2 separate regions of the Homo sapiens genome follow, and region 1 is linked to region 2. Evidence: chromatin contacts called from ENCODE Hi-C or POLR2A ChIA-PET data. All regions are on one chromosome and are shown on one strand. The core of a region is the stretch at or near the end of the contact, and the rest is flanking DNA. Distances in the headings are between cores, read along the strand shown. Region 1 holds the start of FAM200A (family with sequence similarity 200 member A). Region 2 holds the start of TECPR1 (tectonin beta-propeller repeat containing 1).

Region 1 (7,011 bases), core at 2,827-5,326, 1.3 Mb before region 2:
CCTAGTAAGACTTCTTACTAAGGCAGTACAGAAACCTGAAGATATGGGCACTTATCAAATGGATGAAGTTTTGGTGGGGCCCAGTGGTTTGGGGACATCACCCAAAGGTAAAAGAAAGTTGTTCCACCTTGCACCCTCTAATCCCAAAAAAATTGGTACAGGTCCTGGTGGGCCCCTTTGGATTTGGGAGGTAGCATATTCTGCACCTGAGAAAACTGTTCCAACACATGTATTAGGTGACCTAAAAAGCTTCCACTTTTTATTTATTACTATTTTTTTTTCTTGACACGGAGTCTTGCTCTGTAGCCCAGGCTGGAGTACAGTGCCGTGATCTCGGCTCACTGCAACCTCTGCTTTCTGGATTCAAGCAATTCTCCTGCCTCAGCCTCCCTAGTAGCTGGGATTACAGGCGCCCGCCACCATGCCCAGCATTTTTGTATTTTAGTAGTGGAGGGGTTTCACCATGTTAGCCAGGCTGATCTTGAACTCCTGACCTCAAGCAATCCACCCACCTCCGCCTCCCAAAGTGCTGGGATTACAGACGTGAGCCACCATGCCTGGCCAGCTTCCACTTTTTATTGGGGCAAGAGAGCACTCTATAGTAAATCCAAGCAACAGTGCAAGCTTACTTGCAAATTCAGTGGTTCCAGAAATATCCTTGATGGATACAGGTGCTGTATGGAGTTGCTGGCAAACCCCAATAAGAGTGTGCATTCGTGTGCTAGGGCTCCTATAACAAAGTACCACAAACTGGGTGGCTTAAACAACAGAAATCTGTTGGTTCACAGTCTGGAGGCTAGAAGTCAGAAATTAAGGTGTGGTTCCTATTGAGGCTGTGAGAAGGAATCTGTCCATGCCTCTCTCCTAGTTTCTGGGGATTTGCTGGATATATTTTGCATTCCTTGGCATCGTAAGAAGCATTTTCCCAGTCTTTACCCTCATCTTCATTTGGCATTCTCCCTGTGTACTATCTCTAAACTTCCCTTTTTTATAAGGATACCAGTCATTAGATGAGGGACCCACCCTAATCCACTATGACCTCATCTTGAAGTAATTACATCTGCAATGCCTCTATTGCCAAATAATTTCACATTCTGAGGTATTAGGGGCTAGAACTTCAACCTGTTAATTGGGGATGAGGTGGAGGTACAATTCAACCCATCATAAAGAGTCACAGCACAAATACCTAAGATTCTGGAGCAAGGTCATGCCTTCTAAGGCAAAAAAACAAAACCCACGTTTCCAAACTCCCAGGTCAGTTACCTCTGCTCTACTGCCACCTCTCCCATAAACTTACTCCTATGGCCTTATAAAAGTTCCCTACAACTAACTGATGGAGACAGAAGAGCCTTGGCCTCTGCACAGATTGGGGATTGGGTCAGTTCAGCATGTTGGCATCTTCCAGAAACAGACTGTTCTTCATTACAGCCCCACTCGCGTTGCCCTGAAGCATACTGGTGAAGAAAAATTATCTCAGTGAGCAATGGTACATTTGGTCACCCATGCCATATTTTGGAGGAGGTAGCCTAAGGTAGGGATATGCATTGACTCCTAGGCAGTGATGAATGGCTTGGCTTGTTGGTTAGGGACCATCTTATTGTTTATGCAATAGGCTTATGAACAGAGACCATGGTAGCAGGGATAGAGGCTGTGCGTGGTCCCAACAATATGGGCTACCTCTTATTTTTCTTTTTTTTTTTTTTTTTTTTTTGAGACGGAGTCTCGCCCTGTTGCCCAGGCTGGAGTGCAGTGGTGTGATCTCAGCTCACTGCAGCCTCCACCTCCCAGGTTCAAGCAATTCTCCTGCCTCAGCCTCCCGAGTAGCTGGGACTACAGGCACACACCACCGTACCCAGGTAATTTCTGTATTTTTAGTTGAGACGGTGTTTCACCATGTTGCTCAGGCTGGTCTCGAACTCCTGAACTTGTGATCCACCCACCTCAGCCTCCCAAAGTGCTGACATTACAGGTGTGAGCCACCGTGCCCGGCCAATATGGTCTACCTCTTACCAAGGCTGATGTAACTCTCACCATGGTGGAGTGTCCAGCCTGCCAGCATTAGAGACCAACACTGAGTCTTAGAGATACCAGCTACCACCAGGTTGAGTGCATCAGATCCCTTTTACCTTGGAATGGGCATCAATTTGTTCTTACCAGAATTGATATATGCTCTAAATGAGCTTGTCTTCCCCAACTACTTTGCCTCCAGCAGCACCACCATCTGAGAGCTTACAGGGTGCCTTATCCATTGACATACCTGAAACTAAGGAACCCACCGATAGCCAAGGAGGTGTGACAGTGAACTCGAAGCTACAAAATTCATGGTGCATACTCATCATCCAGAAGCAGCTAGCCAGATAGGGTTTTGGAATGGCCTGTTGAAGACTGGGCTAAATTGCGATTAAGATGTAATGCCTTGCAAAGTTGGGAGCAGTTCTTCAGAATATGGTATATGCGCTGAAATGCATTGGGCCAAAATGGATATATAGTATTGTGTCTCCAGTAGGACTATGTGCATACAGGAGTAGCCTCTATTACTATCACACCCAGCCACTCACCTGTAGAATTTGTGCCTCCTCGCTCCGAAATCTGGAGCCAGCTGGGTTATGATCCTCATTTCCAGGAAGAACATTTCCTCTAGGAAACATTAAATCGTGCCACTGAACTGAAAACAGAATACCACCAGGCCACTTTGAGTTTCTTGTGCCAGTAGGTCCGTAGGCAAAGAAAGGAGTCGTTATAGAGATGCCTACAATTCCTGCCACACACACAACATAAATACAAAATCATATACCCAGTCAACTGCATTCAGTAATCTGCCTTCCTGGACCCTTTAGGCACTTCAGTGTAGGAATGGGGACGGGTGGGGAGGAGAGACTTTAGACAAAGAAGAAAAATACAGTGTGTAGCAATGTAATGACTCTTAGCGATGACTTGGAACCCTGGAAGGAAATATGAGGATGTATCTGGAGGAATAAGTTGAGACTATGATGTCATCACGGAGGACTGTAGGTTAGAAAGCCAGCCAGTGATAAAGGAGCAAAGATTGGATTTGACGGTGCCCTAGGAGGAAAAAAAAAAAAAAAAAAATATATATATATATATATATATATATATATGTGTGTGTATATATATATATGTGTGTGTATATATATATACATGTATATATATGTGTATATATATGTGTGTGTATATATATGTGTGTATATATATATATGGAGCAAAGATGCACTTAAGTGGATTATTGAGAAGACTCGTGGGTAGGTAGAAAATGGCAACCATAGCAAGATCAAACCCCCTAAGGAATGGAGCATTAGTGAGGGTCTAGAAGGTAATTCGGGATACCACGTAATCATAGGCTCTGTATCAGGTAGCCGTTCCTTTTGTAGGCTTTTATCTTATTGGGCTGTACCACAGACTTGCCCAGAACTTTTAGAGTCATGCCCCAGCCATTCAAGGTCTCAGTTACTGTTTTATAAAAGGTGAAGTTATTCTTGATCTAATCATAGAAGCCCTAATTATTACAATAACACTTGGACAGCAAAAACGCCTCAAATTCAACTTATTTCACCGTTGCTAATCTGAAAACTCCCTGGAAACATAAGGCAAACTCAGAATTTTATAACTATCTAGTGTTGGAAAGAACGTCTGTTGCCTATAGATCAAGTATTTGAAAATACTGCCCATTCAACTGGCAATACGTACATAATCAGCGTCTCAAGAGACAATCCCTTCGATTTGTGAAACCATTTATTCTTGATCTTCCTGTCTCCACCCTCGTTTCATTCAGCTCCTCTGCCACAGACAATCACTATTTTTATTGTAACTATTACAATTATTGTCATCAAGAAAAATAGAAGGAACATATAAATATCTGAGCAGGGCGGTATAAAGGGAAATTCATCCCTTTTTCCCCGCCCTGTGCACCTCCTCGGAGCGGACAAGCTGAGGAGCAAGATCCCCAAACCCGAGATTAGAGCCCTACACAGGGATGCAAAGTCCTCCCGCGATCCTAGAGAGGACCCCGAAGCGGAGCGCAGCTCCGGAAGGCGGGTGTGACGCACTTCCGGCTTTTGTGACGCTTTCCCTGGGCTCTGAAGGCCAGGGGGCTTGGATGTGAGTCTAGTGCTCCTGGTCCCCAAAGTCACAACCCCTTCTATCCCAGCATCCCAGACTTCTCCGGGCGGGGACAGAGTTGGACGTGCATGGCTGTGTCCTGCAATCCCCTCGCCACGACCGCCCGGGACGGAGTGGAAGCGGGTCCGTGCCCCCGTTCCTCGCGCCAGCCTCGGCGGTGGCAAGCGCTGTCCCCCAGCAGAGGTGTCCCTGGATACAGGTGGGAAGGGAACGAAGTTTTGGTTTCCGGATTGGAGACACCCCTGGGACTGGAGAGAGGCGGTCTGCGTGTCCCTTCTGGACCCCCAGTCCTGGTGTTTTACCCCAAAGACGCGCGGACAAAATGACCCCAGTCAGATATCTGTGCTCCCCAGTTGTGCCCACTGGTTTTTCTTGTGGTGGGGGCTTTTCTGGTTTCCTGGGTACCCCGAGTTGTAAAATTCTGGCGATCTTACACGATACCAAGTGCCATTGGCCTTATAATTTGTTTTATTCGGATGGGCTCGTTAAGCCAGTGTCCGCGGATGATATGTTCACCCTCAAACCCAGTACCATTATGGTGGTGATTAGAGTGAAGGCCGGGCGCAGTGGCTCACGCCCATAATCCCAGCACTTTGGGAAGCCTAGGCAGGCGAATCGTTTGAGGCCAGGAGTTCTGAGATCAGCCTTGCCAACCTAGAGAAACCCTGTCTCTACTAGAAATACAGAAAATTAGACGTGGCGGCACACGCCTGTAATCCCAGCTGCTTGGGAGGCTGAGGCAGGGGAATCGCTTGAACCCGGGAGGCGGAGGTTGCAGTGAGCCAGGATCGCGTCACTGCACTCCAGCCTGGGAGACAGAGAGAGAGAGTGAGACTCTGTCTCAAAAACAAAAAAAGAGAATGTTTGAAGCCTACTGAATAAAGAAGTGATTTGGATATAATAGGAAAAGCTCATTTACACTTCACCCTTTCCTTTCAAGACTTTAGGAAGGGGTCTTTTTGTTTCTTTGGTTGGTTTTTTTGTTTTTGAGACAGAGTCGCCCAGGCTGGAGTGCAGTGGTGCGATCTCGGCTCACTGCAACCTCCAGCGCCCGAGTTCAAGCTTCTCCTGCCTCAGCTTCCTGAGTAGCTGGAATTACAGGCGCCTGCCACCATGCCCGGCTAATTTTTGTACTTTTAGTAGAGACGGGGTTTCGCCATGTTGGCCAGGCTGGGAAAATGAACTCCTGACCTCAGGTGATCCGCCCGCCTCGGCCTCCCAAAGTGCTGCAATTACAGGGGTCAGCCACCACGCCCTGCCAGGAAGGGTTTTAAATGAGCAATTTCGGACATGGGGGGTTTTCAGTTGTGGGAGGTATCTATGCTTGACATCGAGGGATAAAGGAGAGAAGGGAATTTGTGGACGGTGCAGCGGACCATTGGGGACTGGTACCAGTTCTGCCATTGATGTTCTTGGATGAAACACATAGACCCACCAAGTCTCAAATGTGTCCTAAGTAAAGTAAAATAGATTATCTCAAGGTCTCTTCCAATTTTGGAATCTGCCGATAGACTGAATTTAACATTCAGCTAAGCAAAACCTATGGCCCCACATTCATTTCCATTTGTGCCACCAACATACAGAAAGTTACTTGCATTATTGAGAGAGGCTAAGTGACACAGTACCAAAGAAAAGGGGTTCGTTGGCCAGGTGCTGTGGCTCAGGCTTGTAATCCCAGCACTTTGGGAGGCCGAGGTGGGTGGATCACGAGGTCAGGAGTTTGAGACTAGCCTGGCCAACACAGTGAAACCCCGTATCTACTAAAAAGACAAAAATTAGCTGGGCCTGGTGTTGGGCGCCTATAATCCCAGCTACTCGGGAGGCTGAGGCGGAAGAATCACTTGAACCCTGGAGGCGGAGGTTGCAGTGAGCTGAGATCGTGCCACTGCAGTCCAGCCTCAGCAACAGAGCTAGACTCCGTCTCAAAAAAAAAAGGGGGGGGTTCATTTAGTAAAGTCAGGTAATAACTTTTTTTAAGTTTTTTTTTATTATTTACTTTTTTTTATTATACTTTAAGTTCTAGGGTACATGTGCACAATGTGCAGGTTAGTTACATATGTATACATGTGCCATGTTGGTGTGCTGCACCCGTTAACTCATCATTTACATTAGGTATATCTCCTAATGCTATCCCTCCCCACTTCCCCCACCCCATGACAGGCCCCACTGTGTGATGTTCCCCACCCTGTGTCCAAGTGTTCTCATTGTTCAGTTCCCACCTGTGAATGAGAACATGCAGTGTTTGGTTTTCTGTCCTTGCGATAGTTTGCTCAGAATGATGGTTTCCAACTTCATCCATGTCCCTACAAAGGACATAAACTCATCCTTTTTTATGGCTGCATAGTATTCCATGGTGTATATGTGCCACATTTTCTTAATCCAGTCTATCATTGATGGATGTTTGGGTTGGTTCCAAGTCTTTGCTATTGTGAATAGTGCCGCAATAAACATACATGTGCATGTGTCTTTATAGCAGCATGATTTATAATCCTTTGGGTATATACCCAGTAATGGGATGGCTGGGTCAAATGGTATTTCTAGTTCTAGATCTTTGAGGAATCGCCACACTGTCTTCCACAGTGGTTGAACTAGTTTACAGTCCCACCAACAACGTAAAAGTATTCCTATTTCTCCACATCCTCTCCGGCACCTGTTGTTTCCTAAGTCAGGTAATATCTTTAAATCCACTAAACTCACATGAATGGTGAAATATTGCAGTGTACTAAAAGCAAACAAACAAATGAGGGTGTTTTGTCAATCGCATGTGTTGTGGAAATCTCATTCTCCCTCCAGAATAATTCATGGATCTATGTAACATGAACATGTTTCAATATTCATAATACTGAATAATTATGCAGCTTAATTTCTTATTTT
Region 2 (6,734 bases), core at 1,348-3,847:
AGGTACAATGCAGAAAGTCAGCCCTCCGCTCACTGAAGACAAATGCATATGTGATTTCTTCCTCTGTCCTATTGTTTATACAAAATGCAGATTCACTGAGCCAGACAGTGAGTAAGGCATATGTGACTATTCCTCTACCCACTCTCACATGTAAATTGTGTATTCAGTGAAAGGCTGATCACAGACTCAAAAGAAAGCAAACTTTTGGCCGGGCATGCTGGCTCACGCCTATAATCCCAGCACTTTGGGAGGCTGAGATGGGTGGATTACCTGAGGTCAGGAGTTCAAGACCAGCCTGGCCAACATGGTGAGATCCTGTCTCTACTAAAAATAAAAAAATTAGCCTGGCGTGGTGGCACACACCTGTAGTCCCAGCTACTCAGGAGGCTGAGAAAGGAGAATCGCTTGAACCTGGGAGGTGGAGGTTGCAGTGAGCTGAGATCTCACCACTGCACTGCAGCCTGGGTGACAGAGTGAGACTCCCTCTCAAAAAAAAAAAAAAAAAAAAAGAACTCGGGATAGGGGGACATGGGTCCCCAAGCCCCTGAATTCAGGAAAACTATATTGAACTTTGTCACCACACATGAAAACTGCAAGGGGCCACAGAAAGCTCCTAATTCAATGCCTCTTTTTCATTTTTTTTCAATGCCTCTTTTAATGTGGAAACTAAAGCTAAAGAGGAGATAAATGGCTACAGAGTGTCACAGGCAGGACAGAACCCAGGGCTCCCTACCTCTAGACTGTTTCTCCAGCAGTCTAGCGACCACTCATCCTCCTTTTTTTTTTTTTTTTTTTTTTTTGAGACAGAGTTTTGCTCTGTTGCCCAGGCTGGAGTGTAGTGGCACAATCTCAGCTCACTGCAAGCTCCGCCTCCTGGGTTCACCTCATTATCCTGCCTCAGCCTCCCGAGTAGCTGGGACTACAGGCGCCCGCCACCACGCCCGGCTAATTTTTTGTGTTTTTAGTAGAGACGGTGTTTCACCATGTTAGCCAGGATGGTCTCATCTCCTGACCTCATGATCCACCCGCCTCGGCCTCCCAAAGGGCTGGGATTACAGGCGTGAACCACTGCGCCCGGCCCACTCATCGTCCTTCTGCTAATAGCACCCTGATCTTCCTCTGAGGAGCCACCCCCTGTGCCTGGCTGAGCCCTTATGCTTGAGGGGGGCTCTGCCCACATCTCCAGACCAAGTCCACAAATGCCAGTCCCTCAGGCCCAAGCTAAAGTCAGGGTCAGACACAGGACTCCACAGAGCCATCCGGGGTGAACAAGAGGCTTCTGGGGGCGTTTTCTTCCACTGGAGCTGGCCTGTGTGGGGCTTCCCCAAACATGAAGGCCCAGGAAAAGCCTGTGTGCAACCCCAGAAATGAGACAGAACTAGAGGGGGAGCAGGAATAGGTCCCTAGGTCCAACCAGGTGACATTGGTTTAGCTCAATGTCGGGTAGTATCTAGCCTTCCATCAGATGCCCTTTTTTTTCTTTTTTGAGAAGGAGTTTTGCTCTTGTCGCCCAGGCTGTAGTGCGGTGGCACAGTGGCACGATCTCAGCTCACTGCAACCTCCACCTCCCCAGTTCAAGCGATTTTCCTGCCTCAGTCTCCCGAGTAGCTGAGATTACAGGCATGCGCCACCACCCCTGGCTAATTTTGCATTTTTACTAGAGACGGGGTTTCACCATCTTGGCCAGGCTGGTCTCAAACCCCTGACCTCAAGTGATCCGCCCGCCTTGGCCTCCCAAAGTGCTGGGATTACAGGTATGAACCGCCGCACCTGGCCGACATCTTTCTTTTTTCTCCTTTCTCCATCCTAACCTTGCCAGTTTTCTGCCAGGCGGGATACAGTGTTTTCAAATCCCAGTTCCATCGCTTACAACGTGAGTCGCTCCATCTCTGAGCCCGTGTTCGCATTTGTAAAATGGGAATGACGCCGCCAGCTCTTTGGGTTGCTGGGAGGATGAAATGAGAAGACCCAAGTAAAGCACTTACGTCAGTGCCCGCCACCCCGGGAGGACTCGCATATTACTATTAATATATTAGGCCAGCTTACACTGGGTTTTGTCACTGACAATAGAGTTTGAGCAATCCAGGGCCTGTTACTGACACCACACCATGCTATAGTCACAAAATCACATATGCTTCCAGGACTCCTCCTCGAAAGAGTAAAGCTTTAAGTGTAGTGTGTGCTCAAGGGCTACGTTTCAGTTCGATGGATACCAGGAAGACACCTGTTCCCTGCGTCCTCTCCACGCCCCAGGCCGGGCGCCCACACCCTGCTCCTCCTGACGCCGCACAGCCACGCACCCAGGTACCCTCTCCGCCACCCCTTCTCCTCGCCTGCAGGCGGTGTCCACACCGCCCTCTCCGCTCCTGCAGACCGGGTCCTGGAGGGCGGCCGGGCGGTCCACGGGCCGGTGTCGCGCCGCCAGAGAGAACGCGGCAACTCGCTTCAGCCGACTCTGGACTCCTGACCTGGCGCGACCCCGGAAGTGGGCGGGCGCGCGACCTCGAAGCCAGCACCGACGCGGCGCACCGCAGCCAATCGCACGTCCCAGGTCGCAGCGTCCTGGCGAGGCTGGCCAATGGGCACGGGGCCTGATGCCGCTTCCGGCCCACCCTCTTGCCCGGTCCCCGGGAGGGCCGGTCCGCTCCTCCCGGACGCCGAGGACCTACCACCGCGACTTCGCCCCGCCCGGCGCGGGCCCAGGTGAGTGCAGAGTGGCGCCCCAGCTGCAGCGGCGGCCAGGGCCGTGGGAAAGAATGGGGCGATGAAGGGCTGGGCACGCCGCCTTCCCCACCACCCCCAGGCTGTTTGCTCGCGGGGAGGGAGGAAGGAGGGACCGCACTTGTCATCTCGCCTGCACACCTGGAAGGTGCCGCCCCCGTCCCCTGCCCTGGAACGCCCACAGGCTAGCGAAGTTGCCTGGTGCAGGTGACGCCCCCATTCCAGCCTTTGGACTGGAGCCATAGGAGAAGCGGATCGCGGGATCCTGGTTGTTTTCGAGAATCACGCAGCAAGGGGCCTGCCTATCCCTCTCCCTGGGTATTGATGGGAGCAAATCTGCTTGTCGTAAGATTAGCTTTGGCAGATGGTCAGGGCCCAGAGCTCCGACATATGCTACTGGTGGCAGTGCAGGGGCCCCACCTGTCACCCAAGTGCACAGCACTGGGCTGAACGCCAGGCTGACTCAGGACACCTCCTGCCCGGTGGGGCTGGGCGGACCCTATTCTTCAGGAAAGAATCAACTACCATGCAAGTTCTGCTGCTTTTTCCCACCTTTTAGGACCCTGATGTCGCTTTTGAACAGCCCCTGCACCTGGCAGCCAGCGAGCTACTGTAGTAGGCATTGCCGACTGTTTGCATACCGGATGGGAGTGACAGTGTAATAGAAAAACAAGCAAGAAACCTTTTAGGTAGGACTCCTAAGGCTCAGAGGAAGTAAGTGCTTGCGGAGCGTTCTTTGTACTGTGTCTTTTCCTCTACCACATCTCTGTCCCCGCCTCTCTTGGGTGCTTTTTTTGGTCTCTGAAAGGATCTGTGAATAAACTGAGACAGAAAGGCAGATGGCTTTGAGGGTGGCGAGCAGACCTTCTTCGTGGAAAGACTGAAGGTTCAACTCAAATTCATCTTGTAGAAATTCTTGGTGAATTCGAGGCTGCTGATTTGGAAGATTTTCCTCCATCCCTCTAACCCTACAAAACAAACAAGTCCCAGGATCCCTGAATCATGGGGCTTCATGTTCCAACCCCCCTTTCAAGAGTCCTCTGACCCAGTGACCCTGTGTAAGTTGCCTGATCAGCTCACAGCCAGAAAGTGGCCCATGAGGAGCTAGGGGGAGCCTCTTGGCAGAGGCAGAAAGAAAGTGTGGCTGACCAAGGATGGTTACCGGATGTCAACTGTAGCTAGGAAGTGACGACAGGTGCCTGGGTCTCTACTCTGAAGGGAGTTTGTAAATACAGCAACCCCCCACCCCTCCCTTTCACTGTAGCAGAGTCTTCTCCCATTAACTGCCCAGAAGATTCAATGATGTCTATGAGGAAATTAGTGCTTAGTCATTTATTTGAAGGAAAGTCAAAATCTCCTTTCATTGAGCTCAACCTGCAGACTGAGTCTAGCTAAACTGCTTGCTTATCCAGTGAATTCTGAGCTATCTTTGTTTTGTTGTTGTTGTTGTTGTTGTTTGTTTTCCTTTTTGAGACAGGGTCTCGCTCTGCTGCCCAGGCTGGAGTGCAGTGGCACAATCATAGCTCACTGTAGCCTCAAACTCCTGGGCTCAAGTGATCCTCCTGCCTCAGCCTCCCAAGTAGCTAGGATCACAGGCATGTGCCACCACACCTGGCTAATTTTTTTTTTAACTTTTTATTTTTACAGAGATGGGGTCTCCCTGTGTTGCTTAGGCTGGTTTTGAACTCCTCGGCTCAAGCGATCCTCCCACCTCAGCCCCGGAAAGGGCTGGGATTACAGGCATGAGCTACTGCACCTGGCCTCTGAGCTATCTTTGAAGGCTAACTTATATTTAACACTATAGAAAGTGACAATTAAAAAAAAAAACCTTCGTCTTCCCCTAGCATTTTATTGAGGATTTTCCCACATACAGCCAAGTTGAAAGAATTATACAGTCAGCATCCCCATCCCCACCAACTAGATTCTACTATTGACACTTTACTTGCTTTATCACATATCTGTCCACCAATTATGACCTTACTTTTCAAGTTATTTGTGGCATTTGTTTTCCCTGGAGAAGTATTTCTGTCTTAGATCAGGGAGTTGGCAGTGTGTTGGAGGTAGGTGGTGGTGATTATCCTTAAATGTTGTTTCAACACCCACTGTGTGCAGAGACTATTATGGAAATGAAGAGGCTGAAGACTCAGACCTGAAAGGGACTTGGTTTTTTGTTTTTCTTTTTTTTTTTTTGAGATGGAGTCTTGCTGTGTTGGCCAGGCTGGAGTGTGGTGACACGATCTTGGCTCACTACAATCTCCTCCTACCAGGTTCAAGCGATTCTCCTGCCTCAGCCTCCCAAGCCGGCTAATTTTTGTAGTTTTAGTAGAGACGGGTTTCACCGTGTTGGCCAGGCTGGTCTCAAACTCCTGGCCTCAAGCAATCTGCCCGCCTTGGCCTCCCAAAGTGTTGGGATTACAGGCATGAGCCACCACGCCCAGCCCTATTCTGCCTTTTATAGATTAGGAAATTAAGGCACAGAGAGGTTAGTTAGCTTTTGGTGGTACAAGAAAGTGAGGATCCCAGAATGCAGCATTCTGAGATCCAGGCAGCTCTGGACTCTCTTAGTCACTGTGAAGGTGCCAGAGGGACCCTCAGTCCTGATCAGTGAGGCACGAAGGGGTCACCAGGGGTCCCAGCTCAGTTTCAGATGGTTCCAGAAAGCTGGTGTTCTGATTTTCTCATATGTTTGACGGGCCTTGGTGTCCTGGGATGGAGGGGGTCAGCTGCTCTGGGAGGGGCTCTTACTCCCCGGGCTTCCTCCATTCTGCTGGGCAGTCTCCCTCCTATTCTTTTCCCCCACTTCCTGTTATGGGAGTTTCCCAGAGCTGAGCTTTTGTTCTGCTTCCTGTCTTCCTGTTCCTCACCCTCTCACTCACTTCCTTCTCAACCTGCAATCTGTCTTCTTGGTGTTTGTAAGATATACCTTGTCCCAGCCAGGGCCAGGGGCTCCTGCCTGTAATCGTAGCACTTTGGGACGGATCACCTGAGGCCAGGAGTTCGAGACCAGCCTGGCCAAAGTGGCAAAACCCCATCTCTACTAAAAATACAAAAATGGGCCAGATGTGGTGGTGCAGGTCTGTAATCCCAGCTACTTGGGAGGCTGAGGCAGGAGAATCACTTGAACCCAGAAGGTGGAAGTTTCAGTGAGCTGTGATTATGCCACTGCACTCCAGCCTGGGAGTAGAGGAAGACTCTGTCAAAAAAAAAAAAAAAAGATGCACCTTGTCCCCAAAGAGCCTAGTTTTTTGTTTTGTTTTTTTTTGAGACGGAGTCGCACTCTGTCATCCAGGCTGGAGTGCAGTGGTGCAATCTCGGCTCTCTGCAACCTCCACCTCCTGGTTCCAGCGATTCTCCTGCCTCAGTCTCCTGAGTAACTGAGATTACAGGCACGCGCCACTGTGCCTGGCTAATTTTCACCTTTTTTTTTCAGTAAAGATGGAGTCTCACCATGCTGGCCAGGCTGGTCTCAAACTCCTGGCATCAGGTGATCCATCCGCCTTGGCCTCCCAAAGTGCTGGGTTTACAGGTGTGAGCCACCACACCTGGCTTTTTTTTTTTTTTTTTTTTTTTTTTTGCCGGTGGCAGCTGCTCCTCTTTTCAGACATGCTTCTATCTCGTGCCATCGTCACAGTCACCCGGCCGTCTGGAGCACCCGCATGGCTCTGGTATGCTGCGGGAGCACTGGGCCCAGCCTCCAGGCACCTAAATAAACTCTGCCTGTCTCCTTTTGCTCCGGTTTTTAAGTCAGACTGGCCATGTCTTCATCTGTAGGCTCTTTCCTCTCTTCAGGCCCCGGGCCAGTGTCCTGGGTTGGATCTAGGAGCCGCCCTGTCGGGCAGAGCTTCTCAGGTGATGGCCCTGGTGGCTTCATCCAGTAGCTCTGTGTTTGGCTGCCTTGTGTGTGGCCATGTGGCCCTGCCACGGTGGAAAGACTGTTCCTATCAGGAGCCAGGACTCCAGGAAGGACACCCCTGGGTGCAACAGCACTATGGGCCCTGGAGGTGGGGCCAGGG

What was found. Hi-C counts contacts between places; a loop is a spot of excess contacts on that map. ChIA-PET counts read pairs that join two places held with the same protein, here RNA polymerase II (POLR2A). Pooled maps may share reads with other maps.
Region 1: a loop to region 2 is called in a map of sigmoid colon, with 5 times the contacts of the local background. The contact joins the promoter of FAM200A here to the promoter of TECPR1 in region 2. A Hi-C loop is called at or near these places in 1 of 168 maps with a recorded cell type or tissue (sigmoid colon) and 4 of 50 pooled maps. POLR2A ChIA-PET finds 5 or more read pairs at or near these places in 1 of 52 experiments (CD4-positive, alpha-beta T cell).

What each region holds. Positions count from the first base shown.
Region 1 is chr7:99,549,179-99,556,189 of GRCh38, reverse strand. It overlaps FAM200A (family with sequence similarity 200 member A), which reads left to right and starts at 4,076. Exons shown (of 2, transcript NM_145111.4): 1 at 4,076-4,336. LOC105375422 (a long non-coding RNA gene) reads right to left here and starts at 4,025. Exons shown (of 3, transcript XR_927801.4): 1 at 3,706-4,025; 2 at 2,559-2,665; 3 at 233-1,454. RefSeq lists an enhancer at 4,330-4,519.
Region 2 is chr7:98,248,095-98,254,828 of GRCh38, reverse strand. TECPR1 (tectonin beta-propeller repeat containing 1) reads left to right here and starts at 2,597. Exons shown (of 26, transcript NM_015395.3): 1 at 2,597-2,703; 2 at 3,281-3,435. It overlaps LOC124901706 (a long non-coding RNA gene), which reads right to left and starts at 2,470. Exons shown (of 2, transcript XR_007060448.1): 1 at 2,301-2,470; 2 at 1-1,945. RefSeq lists silencers at 2,311-2,410, 2,501-2,890 and an enhancer at 2,207-2,950.